Regions from separate parts of the Homo sapiens genome. Here regions 1 and 3 are each linked to region 2. A link is a contact called in ENCODE Hi-C or POLR2A ChIA-PET data. All regions are on one chromosome and are shown on one strand. Each heading gives the region's core, a stretch centred on a gene start or an enhancer-like site at or near the end of the contact. The rest is flanking DNA. Distances are from core to core; before and after follow the strand shown. Region 1 overlaps RAPGEF4 (Rap guanine nucleotide exchange factor 4). Region 2 holds the start of MAP3K20 (mitogen-activated protein kinase kinase kinase 20). Region 3 overlaps MAP3K20 (mitogen-activated protein kinase kinase kinase 20).

Region 1 (3,997 bases), core at 87-2,586, 90 kb after region 2:
GTGTATAATTTAATTCTTTAGAAAATATGAAAAAAGGCTGAGTGCAGTGGCTCACTCCTGTAATCCAACACTTTGGGAGGCCACGGCGGGCAGATCACTTGAACTCAGGAGTTTGAGACCAGCCTGCCAACTAGGTGAAACCCTGCCTCTACTAAAAATACAAAAAAAAAATTAGCTGGGCGTGGTGGCACACGCCTGTAATCCCAACTACTTGGGAGGCTGAGGCAGGAGAATTGCTTGAACCTGGGAGGTGAAGGTTGCAGTGAGCCAAGGTTGTGCCACTGCACTCCAGCCTGGGTGATAGAGCAAGACTCCGTCTCAAAAAAAAAAAAAGAAAATATGAAAAAAATGGCATGTTATTATCTGACAAAGATTAAGAAGGTAATTGTAATATACTCTATTTTTTGTTTAAAATATTTAACTATTTCATAATAAAATGAAAACAATTAGCAAGTTTGAATGAAAAGAATAAAAGAAAATAAAAAAGAATAAGTCATTAGCAACCATTAAGATAAAAATATTAAAGTAAGCCTTGAACATTTGAAGAAGTTACATTCTTACTAAAATAGATATCAATGTCAGAAATATCATTTTTGATGACTGAAAGTAAAAAAACCACATTTACAATTAATGTTTCCTGCTTATTTGACTCATACAATGTAGCCTGAAGAAAGAGCAAGATTTTCCAAACTGTCTCTAAAGAGTTAACAGGTGTCCATGCAAAAAGTGTTCTATGTGTCATTAGGCTCAGGAAGTATCGGTTTAAACGTGGTGATCATTTCTCCTTATTGCAGAACTTCTGAGAACACATTAGCATGCTGCTGTGTCCTGTGATTCTGCAAGAGAGATTGGAGAGGCATTTCCTGACCTTAGTAGATCACTAACCCTGTTTGTTCCAGCCAGATTTTTGTAGGAGTAGTAAGGAATGCCAGCTTATATAATATTGTTCACATCTATTCACATCAAATTTCCTTTTCTTGCTTCCAAATATGATCACAGAACTAAACTGCAACTTGGATTTTGGTGAGATACTATAGATTAACACTGCATATGTATTTGAAGCAAAGAAATTCTCTCCAGCTTGGAGCTTAAAGTGGAAGTGAGAGAAGAAAAATAAAGTAGGATGGTTTAAATATCATTCTAACTAACAACCTCAAGAGATCGATTAGTTCTTCTAAAGCTATGAACGAAATGAGGTCACTGGGAAAAGGTACTGCCTCAGGCCCTTCCTGAAGGGCAGTGACTTCATCCCACCCTCTTTAAACACTGTGGTGAGTCAGGAGGGTAGGGAGCCAGTGAGACTCAGGCTGGCACCCACAACACTTGCTGGTACTAGAAAACCACGATACTTCAGAATAATTGACATGTGCTGGAAATAATCACAGGTCCAGAAAAACGAAAGTACCACAGGACACCCTGCCAAGTCACCAAGCCAGACCCGGGGCCAAGAAGTGAGGCGTTAGCAGCCTGGCTTCCCGTGGCATGTGCTTGCAAGGGTGCTGGCCAGGCGCAAGGTTCCAGTACAGCTTTTCACTTACACACAGTCCCTCCTTTGGCGTGAGACTCAAAAATGAGAACACCTGCTAACTCTCGTTTCACCTAGAAGAAAAACAGAAGAAACATGCAAAGGCCACATTTCCAGGTCTGGGTGGAAAAGGGTTGTACTCTTTCTGGGGGCACAATGCAAACTGTCCCGGGGCTTCCCATGCAGTCATCTCTCACCTCTCTTGCTGCTGCTCTCATCTAAAATCACTTCTACTCGATTTGCTGCTAGGCTTTTAAAGCTTGTAGCTCTTTTTATAGAATAGCTTATAGCTAATTCATACCAGGCAACCTCCTTAGAGACTGTTTCAAACATGGTCCCACCTGCATTAACTAGCCCACTTGCCTGCCTGTCTTTGGCTGTGGGTGAGAAGGGGAGACCATGTGCAACATCACATGATTCTGTTGTTACTAGTGACTCTTGCTTGCATTACATATAATGCATCATGGCAAACATGTTGGAAAATTCTATGTCTTGAAGCTGAATAATGAAGCCTAAATGAACGAACACATTTATATTCTTAGTTAAAATTCCAAATTATTCCTAGCTAGCTAAAATTCACATTTAAAAAAAAATTCCAAATTACGGTCCCAAATCATGGCTCTATCTTCCTAAGAACCCAGTAACTTGAGATTTTTCTATGCCTGGGTACCTGGGGTTTGAGGTAGAAGACGAGACTACCCACAATCCTCTCAATTCCACTGAGACCAGGGAAGTCGGATCGGGACATGCTGGGTCCCTGGAGCACAGGCAGGGAAAGGGGTCCTTCCTTACTTCCCTCTACATCACTAGCTCATGGAGCCTCAGCTTTCTGCCCTGTATATATGAGGGCTTCCCAGGTGAGGCTCCCAGGCACTACATCTATGCCCTGTGGAGAGTAAGGATGGCAAGGGCAGTGGTAGGTAGGTGGGAGGCTGGGCTGGACCACTTCCCTGGGTAGTCCACATAGGTGAGCAAGTCTCAAGACCCTCAGTGGTGCCAGAGGTGGGAGATATGTGAAGGAGGTTTGTCTAGGTTGAAGGGGAGAGGGGACTTGAAGCCCTCTTGCTTGGAGCTATGGCAAATGCCTCGCTGCTCTCAACAGAGACCTGAACTTATCCCCAACAGCAGGGACTGGCAGGTACTGCTACTGTGAGGTAGCAGAACACCACTTTTAGTGAGCTAGGAATGAAAACAAACTAGGCATCTAGATATTTCTTAGGGACCTCAGTATATACTCTGTGAAAGTTGAAACCACTTCATTCTTCTTAACTTATTAGTGTGTAGGACATGTGTGTTTCCTAAAAATCATATTCTTAAGGGAGGAGGTGTTCCTATCCCTATTCAGTGGCAAAAAATTTCTGTCTCCTAAATACTCTAATCAGGTAAAAGTTCAGAATCAGATACAGCCACTGGGTCATTTTTTATTAGTGGGTGGTGTTATTTTCACTAATACATCTGAGCTGATGCTCTCTTGAACTTTCTGCTTCCATTCTCAAGAAGGCAGCAAACCCTGGTGGAGTTGGCCCCATAAGCCAAGACAGGTCATCTAGGTTTCCCTCTTTCCACCCTCTGGCAGCATACCATGGCAGGATTCAGAGTCCCTCCCAGGCCTGGCTCTCTTATCTGAGTGTGCAGGTTCCAAAATTCATATTCACAGGGATGAAGCCCATGTTCCAACCCTACTCACATGGGGCTGCTCTGGGGTTTAGGGCACATGGGCAACTACCAATAATAGGACAAAATTTGATTCCTTTCAGTGATTGTTCTTGGGTATAACTTCCTCAGCATCTCGTAAGAGAGTAGAGGTGATTTATGAGGTGAAAATCAGACATTCTTTCCCCCCACAACACCGTAATACTCTCCTCTGTCCTAACAGTGCATTTATTGCAAAGTGCTCCAACCATGCTAAACTAAGAGACAACTTACTGTGGTAGAAAGATGGGATAAGGCTTTAATATGAAGAAGCTCCTCATAGATAATCTCTAGGTCATCCACAGTCCTCTGGCCAGGTCTACAAAGATAAAAAAAAAAAAAGGAATATGGAAAAAGGGCATCACTAGGGCCTCAAACATGGAAACGGATCCAGGCATCAGTAACATGCTCAGGGATTTCTTCTGCACAAGAAGATATTGGCGGAGGGAGAGGTTGCACCAGTATAATGCCTAAAGGGATTTTTGAAATAAATGTGTTCCTTGATGAAAGGATATGGGAGAAAGCCAAAGTCCACAGGATCCCTTCTCTTCTGATCTCAGAGGGAAGAGCATCTCCACTCACATGGTAGTTGGCCAACTCATCTCTCACTTTGTAGATGATTGAGCTAAAAAACTGCTTTTCATTACCACCTTAATCAGTAATGGCAAAACTTGTCTTTTAACACCACTAGAAACAATTGGTATAATCAACTTGACAACTGATCTAAATTCCTTGAGATCCTGTGTACTATCTTAGCCTAGCAGAATAATAATGCCACTG
Region 2 (3,951 bases), core at 795-3,294:
AGTTTCCTTATTTGGCAAGAAGGCCCCTTAGTTCCCAAGATCTTTGACCATCCATTTTTAGATCCAAGTCCGAGTGTTTAATATTTGGATTTTTTTTTCTCTCTTTACTGTGTCCTTATATATTCCCTAAAAGATTAAGAAAAACGGATCAATCATCTATTTGCTTTTTTAGACAACGGAGAAAGTCCTTGCAATTGCATCATGGTCATTTACTCTGGAATTATTATCACTAAATTTTTTTATTTAAACAATATTTTGTAGTTAAAAAACTCCCCAAATAATCTCAAAAAGTTATAGTAGGAATTAAATTGTGATAGATTAAAATAAACAGTGCAGTGGTCCAAAAGACCATTTTTCTTTATCTTAATTCTGTTTTCCCAAACTAAATTCGTATTCATTTACAATCTCCTAAATCTCTCACTATAGTAGCAGGAATTTAAAACAAAGACTCTACAAATGACCATAACCATAATTAAAATGCAGCCATCACTTTTTTTTTTTTTTTTTTTTGGAAAATTGAAAAACAAGTGAAATTTCACTGTGGAGATAGGCCTACTACAAAGAGGACATTAACTAGCCTTGAATCACTTGTTTATTTTTGTCTTTAAACGTGTTTGGAGGTTTGGATCCACTAAATCCTAGCTGTTCATTTCAACGAAGGTCGAGGAAGCAAGAAGGCTCTTCCAAAACAGCTTCGGGGTTAAAGAAGGAGTACAGTTTTCAACAATCTTAAGTCAAACATCCTCAAATTCACTCTGTAAGACGATTCTCACACACCAGTATCGAGAGCTGCTTACTGTACCATACTTGGAATGGGCCCCTAAATTGTGTTGCTTTCATTATTACAGAAACTAACAAAAATAGTAATTAAGTTCCCCATAAACAGTACTTATGCGCGATCTCAAAGCGCATCAGAAACATAACATTTTCAGCGATCTAACAGAGATAACTTTTTAAAAAAATTTTTTAGGCAATCGGATGTCATCTAGCCAGTCCTGAATTAAAGTTTTCTGAAAGCTGTCATGGGCAAGCGAGGCCAGACGAGGCGACGGCCTGGGTAAGCACTTCTGGGCCTGGTGCAGGTCTGGGAGCCCACAAAAAGCCGCTGCCTGAGGGTCGCCAAAGGAGACATCCCCGGCTCCGGTGGGAGGAAAGGGGGAAGCCCGAGAGGGCGGGCGCTTCATGCTGCCCAAGCCCGGGGCAGGAAGGGCGGGGAGCGGTGGCTCTGGATACATTTACGCATGTTTTTAAAACTAATCTTTAGTGTTCATTGTTCCTGCTGGTTATTCGCATGGCCTAATTGTGTGAGGAAAACAGAATGAAGGAAAATGGATGGGAAGCAACACCGCTCGCGGTCGAGTTCTTAGAAAAGCAGAAGTTCGTCGTCCCTCCTCGCACGCACAGCGAGTGCTGGGAAGTGGCCTGCACCCTACCCTGATTTGGGGGCCTCGCGGTTCGCCTCCCGACAGTGCCCCAGTCACCCGCTGCTTGGCCGGCTCTGCTGCTCGCGGAGCCCCTGCCCGTGCCGCACGCCCGGGACCGCGAAAGCCGGGGCCGCTCCGGCCTGCGCCCGCGCCTCCAGGCGCCAACTTCTCCATGGGACCGGCCCGAACTCTCCCGAACCGCACTTGGCGGCGCCGCGGCCAAGGTCCCGCGAGGACTTCCCGGGCGCCGCGAACGCTCGCTCGCTCGCCCGCCCGCTCGCTCCGGCCGCCGCCGCCGGGCGGGCCCTGGGTCGGGGAGGGGAGCCCCGAGGAGCCTCCCGAGGCCGCCTAGACTCCCGGGCTCCGGCGGAGCCTCGGCCCCGAGACGCAGGGACGACTCGCGAGCGCGGCGGGCCTCGCCCCCTCCCTCCCCGCCCTCCGCGGGCTCCAGCCTGACCCCTACCTGGCTCCCGGGCGGGGCGTGAGCAGCAGCCGGGGGCGCGGAGGCCCCGCGCGCGACGAGGGCGGCGGGGGTTGGGACGACAGCGGCCCGCGCGGCTCCCACGTTTCCGCTGCAGTTAGGAGTTGAACATTCCGCCTCTCTGCACGGCGCCAATGAGGAAGACAGTCACGGCAACAGCACCACCTACCTCCCGGCGCGAAACGGCTGGGCCGCCCTCCCCTCACACGCGCGGGCGAGCGGGGCGTGGGGAAGGCGCTCGGGCCTCCCTGGCCTGCGCCCGGGGGGCACCATCCGCCCCGCGCCCCGGCACCCGCCGAGGCCCCCAGACACACCTGCCTTGCTGTGGGGGGAGGGCCGTGGGGGTGTTCCCCCTCGCCCCCAGCACCTTAACTCATCTTTTTGACAAATTAACACCACCTGCTACTCCTTCAACTCAGTCTTCAACAAACAGGCGCTGGGGACGCAAAGAAATAGAGGCTGTTTTGTGCCCCGCAAGAGTTAATTCTCTAGTTGGGAAAGGCACAAACGTAGAGATTTCTGGGAACATAGGTCTGAAGGCTGCCTCTCTAGAAAGATCAGTAGGTACCTCTGGAATTTTGAGGAGGGGCCGTGGTCTGCTGCTCTAGTTGCTAATTTTAACAGAGCAGAATTCAGAAGAGGAGCCAGAGTCCGTTACAGGCCTAAGCCAAAGGTGGAGGTGGGCGTTGGGAAGAAAAGAAATTTCTGATTGGGGAGGATGGTTCTGTGAAGGAAAAGTGAGAGGAGGTTGCAAGGGCATGGGCAACATTATTCAGGATTTTGAATTTGAATTTTATTATCCATGGACACTGGGAGCTGTGAAAAATTAGAATCAAAGGGGTGAAATGGGGGTTTGTGATTCTGTTTAAATGGTAATTTTGAGAGAGTAGTCCACAGTAGTTGTAGGTTGGGTTGCTAGGATGGAACCAGGATGAGTAGTAGATATTGTCACCACCCGGTTGTGGGATCATGAGGACCTGAGTTAGGATGTAGGAAATGGAATTAAAAAGAAGAAATGGGCTGGGCATGGTACCTGTAATCCCAGCACTTTGGGAGGCCAAGCTGAGAGGATTGCTTGAGACCTGGCTGGGTAACACAGTGAGACCTCATCTCCAAAAAAATCAGAAAATTAGCCTGATGTGGTGGCATACATCTATAGTCCCAGCTACTCGGGAGGCTGAGGTGGGAGAATCGCTTGAGCTGGGGAAGTCGAGGCTAAAGTGAACCACAGTCGCGCCACTGCACTCCAGCCTGGATGAAAGTGAGACTCTGTCTCAAAAAAAAAAAAAAAAAAAAAAAAAAAAAAAAAAGAAGAAATGGAATTGAGAGAAATATTAAACGTTTCAGCAAGAGGCCACAGAAATTGGTAACCCACAAGATTTAGAAGAGAAGAAGAAGAGAGATGATGCCAAGATCTCAGACCTGGATGACTGGAAGAATGATGGTGTCATTGACAAAAATAGGAATACGTGAAAGGGAAGCTGGCTTCATGTTGAGTTTGAGGTCATAGGAGTAAAAACAGGTAGAGATGCAGCAACTGAAATATGAAACTGAAATTCAGGAAAGAGGTCAAGAGTGAAATAGAAAATTTGTAAGTCATTCAATAGGTTAAAGATATGAAAGTTGAGGGATGAATGAGTAGAGGTTAAAAAACAATTTATTAGTCTGATTAATTTGCCCTTTGATAAGGACTGGAGATTTTAGCATTAATAAATTTTATTTTGGTAACTGAGAAATTAGAATTGATGAAAATTGCCATGCTAAAAAAATGTATAATGCAGGTCTAATAAAATAATTCAAATAATTCCATCCTATCCATTCAAGGAAAAACTAAGGCTCTTTAGCATAGACCCCAGGCATAGGAAGACTCCAGTCATTTTACCTTACCTTCAGAGGCACTTGTTTGTTTTGGAAAGGACCCTAGACTGAGAGTCAGAGAACCTGACTTCTGGTCTTAGAGCTACCAGTTATCAGCTAGAGTGCTTTGCAGGATAGGCCACAGTTTCCTCCTCTGTAAAATAAGAGGGACTAATTAGAAGTTAGTTG
Region 3 (4,068 bases), core at 1,284-3,783, 110 kb before region 2:
AAAGTATACAGTAGTTACAAAGTATTTCATTCCTTTTACAAGGATAAATCTTTGAGATAATCTGTATTTCAACATACTCCAAAATTCTTTCCATCATATTTATAGAGCTTTATTATTTTGAATATAAAATTATACTTTAAAGACACATTTTATGGTTACCACCTTAGTAGTTTTTGACTCTTTCTGTATTTACGTATTGTCTACCCCTTTAGAATAAAAAAAGGATGATTTTCTACTAAAATATATCCTCTTTATTTCTCAAGTTGTTTTTTCTAACTAATGGCAGAAATAGCCTCCCCCTCACCTCCAAATCAAATAGGCTTCTTTTTAAAATGAACAATGCATTGAAAATAATTTAATAAGAGGCTTAGGCTTTTTAAAGCATATAGAGAGGTTAATTTTTAAATCTTTATTCTTCTATTTTAATTATGATATATTGAAGAATCATGAAAGGACAAAGAAAATTTAAACTCTTGCCTTTTAATGATATCACTGAATGATATCACTGAAGAGTCAAGTTAACACAAGTATTAGTAATTATGTGATCTTAAATAAGATGTAACTGGGATAAAGGAAATTTCTCTTCTGATAAGAAGTTCTACATCCCTCAAACTGCAAAAATTCAATAGTTACAACTTGGGTAGCATTTAATAATCTATATGACTGGATTTCATAGTTACCTCTCTCTTGCTTTAGAATCAAATTCCTGAATAATTTTTCAGGTAGAATCTGTATAATTACTATTACTGGTAGAGATAGTTTCTACACTTGCTGACAAGTAAGGATTTCAAAAAACAAGACTCAAATACAAAAGCTTTAAATATAGGCACTTTCCTTCCTCATGGAAGATTATAAGAAAAAAGTACCATAAAGTATTAGTGTACGATGCATAGTATACATTTAAATAATATTTCATATAAACAATAGTCATCACACACACATAAAATTCTATTTAATGTTTTTGTAGATCCATCTATAATTCTGCCTTATATTTATTGCAAACAATTAAGAAGGCTGAAAAATACTTTCATCAGGTGTACATTCAGGGTTTCCTTAAAAAAAGAATTGGCAGGTGTAACTGAGGAGACTTTTGGGGAGAACTGGAATGAGTGGTGACCATTTTGAAACTGGATTGGAGTTTATCTGCTTTAATTGTTCCTTTTAAGCATTGCTGATTAGCTTGCAGCAATTTCAGATATACTTGCTGGTCCACCCTCCATTATCCTCACATCTAGAAAGAAGAGAATCTTTTTTGTGAGAAGATATTGTCTCAACAGCAATGATGCTGAGCAATGCCTATTTTAAAATGCATGAATCAACCTTTGCTTAAAATATTCATTCTCTGATTTCTCAACATATCATTGCTCCAGTGGATTCAATCATAGGTTAAACTGAAAGGTACATAGCTGAATTTGAAACAGAATCAACAAAAATCAAGGCTTCCTACTTAATCTCTTAAATTCTTAAGTTCTACACCCAGCTTATCAGAGAAAGCTGAAGTCATTCCTAAAGCCTTGATTTTTTTTTTTTAATGGGCCATCTTAAAGGATTTTTAAATGTTAAGTATTACTTGCGTCCATAAACATACAAGCCTCTTCTCTGCCTCACTCTTCTCACCTGAGGTCAAACACATTAGCCAGACAGGCAAAAGGGATTTTATTAATCTGCAGTTTTGGACACCATCAGTGGGTCCAATCCCATTCTCTCCTTCCCTTTTTTTATTTTTTTGAGACAGAGTCTCACTCGGTCGCCCAGGCTGGAGTGCAATGGCCCAATCTTGGCTCACCGCAACCTCCGCCTCCCAGGTTCAAGTGATTCTCCTGCCTTAGCCTCCTGAGTAGCTGGGATTACAGGCATGCGCCACCACGCCTGGCTAAATTTGTATTTTTAGTAGAAACAGGGTTTCTCCATGTTGGTCAGGCTGGTTTTGAACTCCTGGCCTCAGGTGATCCACCTTCCTCGGCTTCCCAAAGTGCTAGGATTATAGGCGTGAGCCACCGTGCCTGGCCTCTCCTTCCTTATTTTTAACTCTGGTACCAGTTTGCTACCTAATTTTTTTTTTTTTTCTAGACTGAGTCTCACTCTGGCTGGAGTGCAGTGGCTTGATGTTGGCTCACTGCAAACCTCTGGGGTTTGAGCGATTCTCTTGCCTCAGCCTCCCAAGGAGCTGGGACTATAGGCGAGTAGTGCACCACCACGCCCAGCTAATTTTTTGTATTTTTAGTAGAGACAGGGTTTCGCCTTGTTGGCCAGGCTGATCTCAAATTCCTGGCCTCAAGTGATCCACCCGCCTGGGACTCCCAAAGTGCTGGGATTATAGGCATGAGCCACTGCACCAGGCCCAGTTTGCTACCTAATTCGATTCCTTCTCTTCCTTGCCCTTCTGATGCAGAGCACTAGCACTCTTGAGAAAACACCAAGAATGACTCAGCTGATGTGGAGCCAAGAGACTTATCCCTCAGTCGGGATGATGTGGCATGTGGTTAAGGGGGTGCAGGGAGAAGAGTTTCCCAGGCTGGGAATCAGGGATGCTTAAGTAGAGCACAGCAGGAAGCAGAGTGACTGATGTTAGCTGTTTTGTTTGCTGTCTATCTATTCTAAGTGCCAATAAAGTAATAACATGGGTGTAACTGGCTGAGCACCCTAAATGCAAACGTGTGTAAGGTGATGTGCTGTAAGTTAAGTACTACCTATATATGCATTTACATTATTTAAGGGTATTTCCACAATGCTCAGGCAGCCTCCAATAAAGGCACATCACCTTGCTTACAGAGAGCTGGTCCTTGTGTTCTACTGACATACAGAGAAGTCACTATGATATTACATGAAAATATCTTTAAGAATATGAAAGTTTAAGCATGATTTGAGATGCCCGATGCATCAATACACAATTAAGCAAATTAACATAAAGTCTCAGGTACACCACCCTAAACACAGAGCTTATTATTTTTATAATGTAATGAGGCATCATTCAGCAGCAGCATCTAGCATGAAACTCAAAAAAAATTTTTTTTCACTTTCCCTATTTGAAGAATTTGGTAGGTGTTGATGAAACTTAAAATAGACAATTCCCCAAAGGAAAGACTGCTACTTTTGGAAGTCACACAGTGAAATCAACGTATGAGTTGCTCCCCTTACTGAGTGCTAAATCACATTATATTTGCTTTGTAAAGAGATGCTTGTAGAGAATGGAGTAGTAAAATGTAGAGGAGTTAATTGCCCCAGGAAAATTCAGACACACTTTGTAGGGGTTGCTAGAATACAAATATAACTATCGGTGTTCATTATTTAGATGAAGTTGTTTCCAAAGCAACTCTGACAGTTATAAATAAAGCCCAGAAATGTTCAGTTAGGAAAATGGAAAAAAAAAAGATAAAAATAAATGAAGTTTGAATTGCTTTAGAAAGCATTCATCTATGCAAGAATGTATGAGAAAAAAGACTGGGCACTTTGTTTAGGGGTTTGGTGTATTAAAAATATTTAATTCCAACAGCGATGCCTAAGTAAGTTTACATTAAATGTAAAATAAAATCTGAATTGCTTTTACATGGCAGGACAAATAAAAATTTTTTTTGCAAGTGGTTTCTATTTTTAGCATATTATGTATACAAAATGAGTAGAACTAATCCTACAATAAATCATGTTTTCTGGATACTGAGTCTAAGTAGAGACTTTCAGAACAACAGAACTATGATTTTTCCATTTAATGTGTCAAGCAAGCTAGTCAATTATAATATCACAAAACATGACAAACATGTCTGCCCTGAAGCTACAACTAGATTTCGTGGATAGAAATAAAGTAGAGTCTTAAGAGGAAGATAAAAGGAATTCAGGAGTGGAAAGGCAATGACCTAAAATATTATCTGTACCATCAGCTGTGGAATTCTTACTACTTTTGGTCTGGAAAAAGAACATCTAAAGACAGAATAAAACATTTTCTGATGTTAAGTCCCCATTTCAGGAGGGGAAAATGCACCCCACTAATTCTATAAGAATATACCAAATATTATTACCTTTGGCTACATCAGTGGCCCAGGTCATAATGTGATCCATATCCATCTCCTCACT

The links. Hi-C counts contacts between places; a loop is a spot of excess contacts on that map. ChIA-PET counts read pairs that join two places held with the same protein, here RNA polymerase II (POLR2A). Pooled maps may share reads with other maps.
Region 1: a loop to region 2 is called in a map of gastrocnemius medialis, with 3 times the contacts of the local background. The contact joins the enhancer-like site here to the promoter of MAP3K20 in region 2. A Hi-C loop is called at or near these places in 4 of 168 maps with a recorded cell type or tissue (PC-9, cardiac septum, gastrocnemius medialis and 1 more) and 1 of 50 pooled maps. POLR2A ChIA-PET finds 5 or more read pairs at or near these places in 3 of 52 experiments (A549, A673 and Panc1).
Region 3: a map of MCF 10A shows a loop between it and region 2 (3-fold over the local background). The contact joins the enhancer-like site here to the promoter of MAP3K20 in region 2. A Hi-C loop is called at or near these places in 10 of 168 maps with a recorded cell type or tissue (IMR-90, MCF 10A, PC-9 and 7 more) and 4 of 50 pooled maps. POLR2A ChIA-PET finds 5 or more read pairs at or near these places in 2 of 52 experiments (OCI-LY7 and WTC11).

The regions. Positions count from the first base shown.
Region 1 is chr2:172,983,035-172,987,031 of GRCh38, reverse strand. It overlaps RAPGEF4 (Rap guanine nucleotide exchange factor 4), which reads right to left. Exons shown (of 31, transcript NM_007023.4): 11 at 3,452-3,536; 12 at 1,539-1,599. Among named protein-coding and RNA genes, the nearest start is that of MAP3K20, 91 kb to the left of the region's middle. Within about 2 kb of position 1,336, at least 20 of the 41 ENCODE cell types and tissues checked have a DNase peak (open chromatin) inside an H3K27ac peak, as active enhancers do; they include PC-9, Panc1 and gastrocnemius medialis, where a contact is called at or near this core.
Region 2 is chr2:173,073,939-173,077,889 of GRCh38, reverse strand. It overlaps MAP3K20 (mitogen-activated protein kinase kinase kinase 20), which reads right to left and starts at 2,044. Exons shown (of 20, transcript NM_016653.3): 1 at 1,888-2,044. RefSeq lists silencers at 1,480-2,219, 2,300-2,349.
Region 3 is chr2:173,182,901-173,186,968 of GRCh38, reverse strand. MAP3K20 (mitogen-activated protein kinase kinase kinase 20) reads right to left here. Exons shown (of 20, transcript NM_016653.3): 4 at 4,014-4,068. Among named protein-coding and RNA genes, the nearest start is that of MAP3K20-AS1, 97 kb to the left of the region's middle. Within about 2 kb of position 2,533, at least 10 of the 41 ENCODE cell types and tissues checked have a DNase peak (open chromatin) inside an H3K27ac peak, as active enhancers do; they include PC-9 and ascending aorta, where a contact is called at or near this core.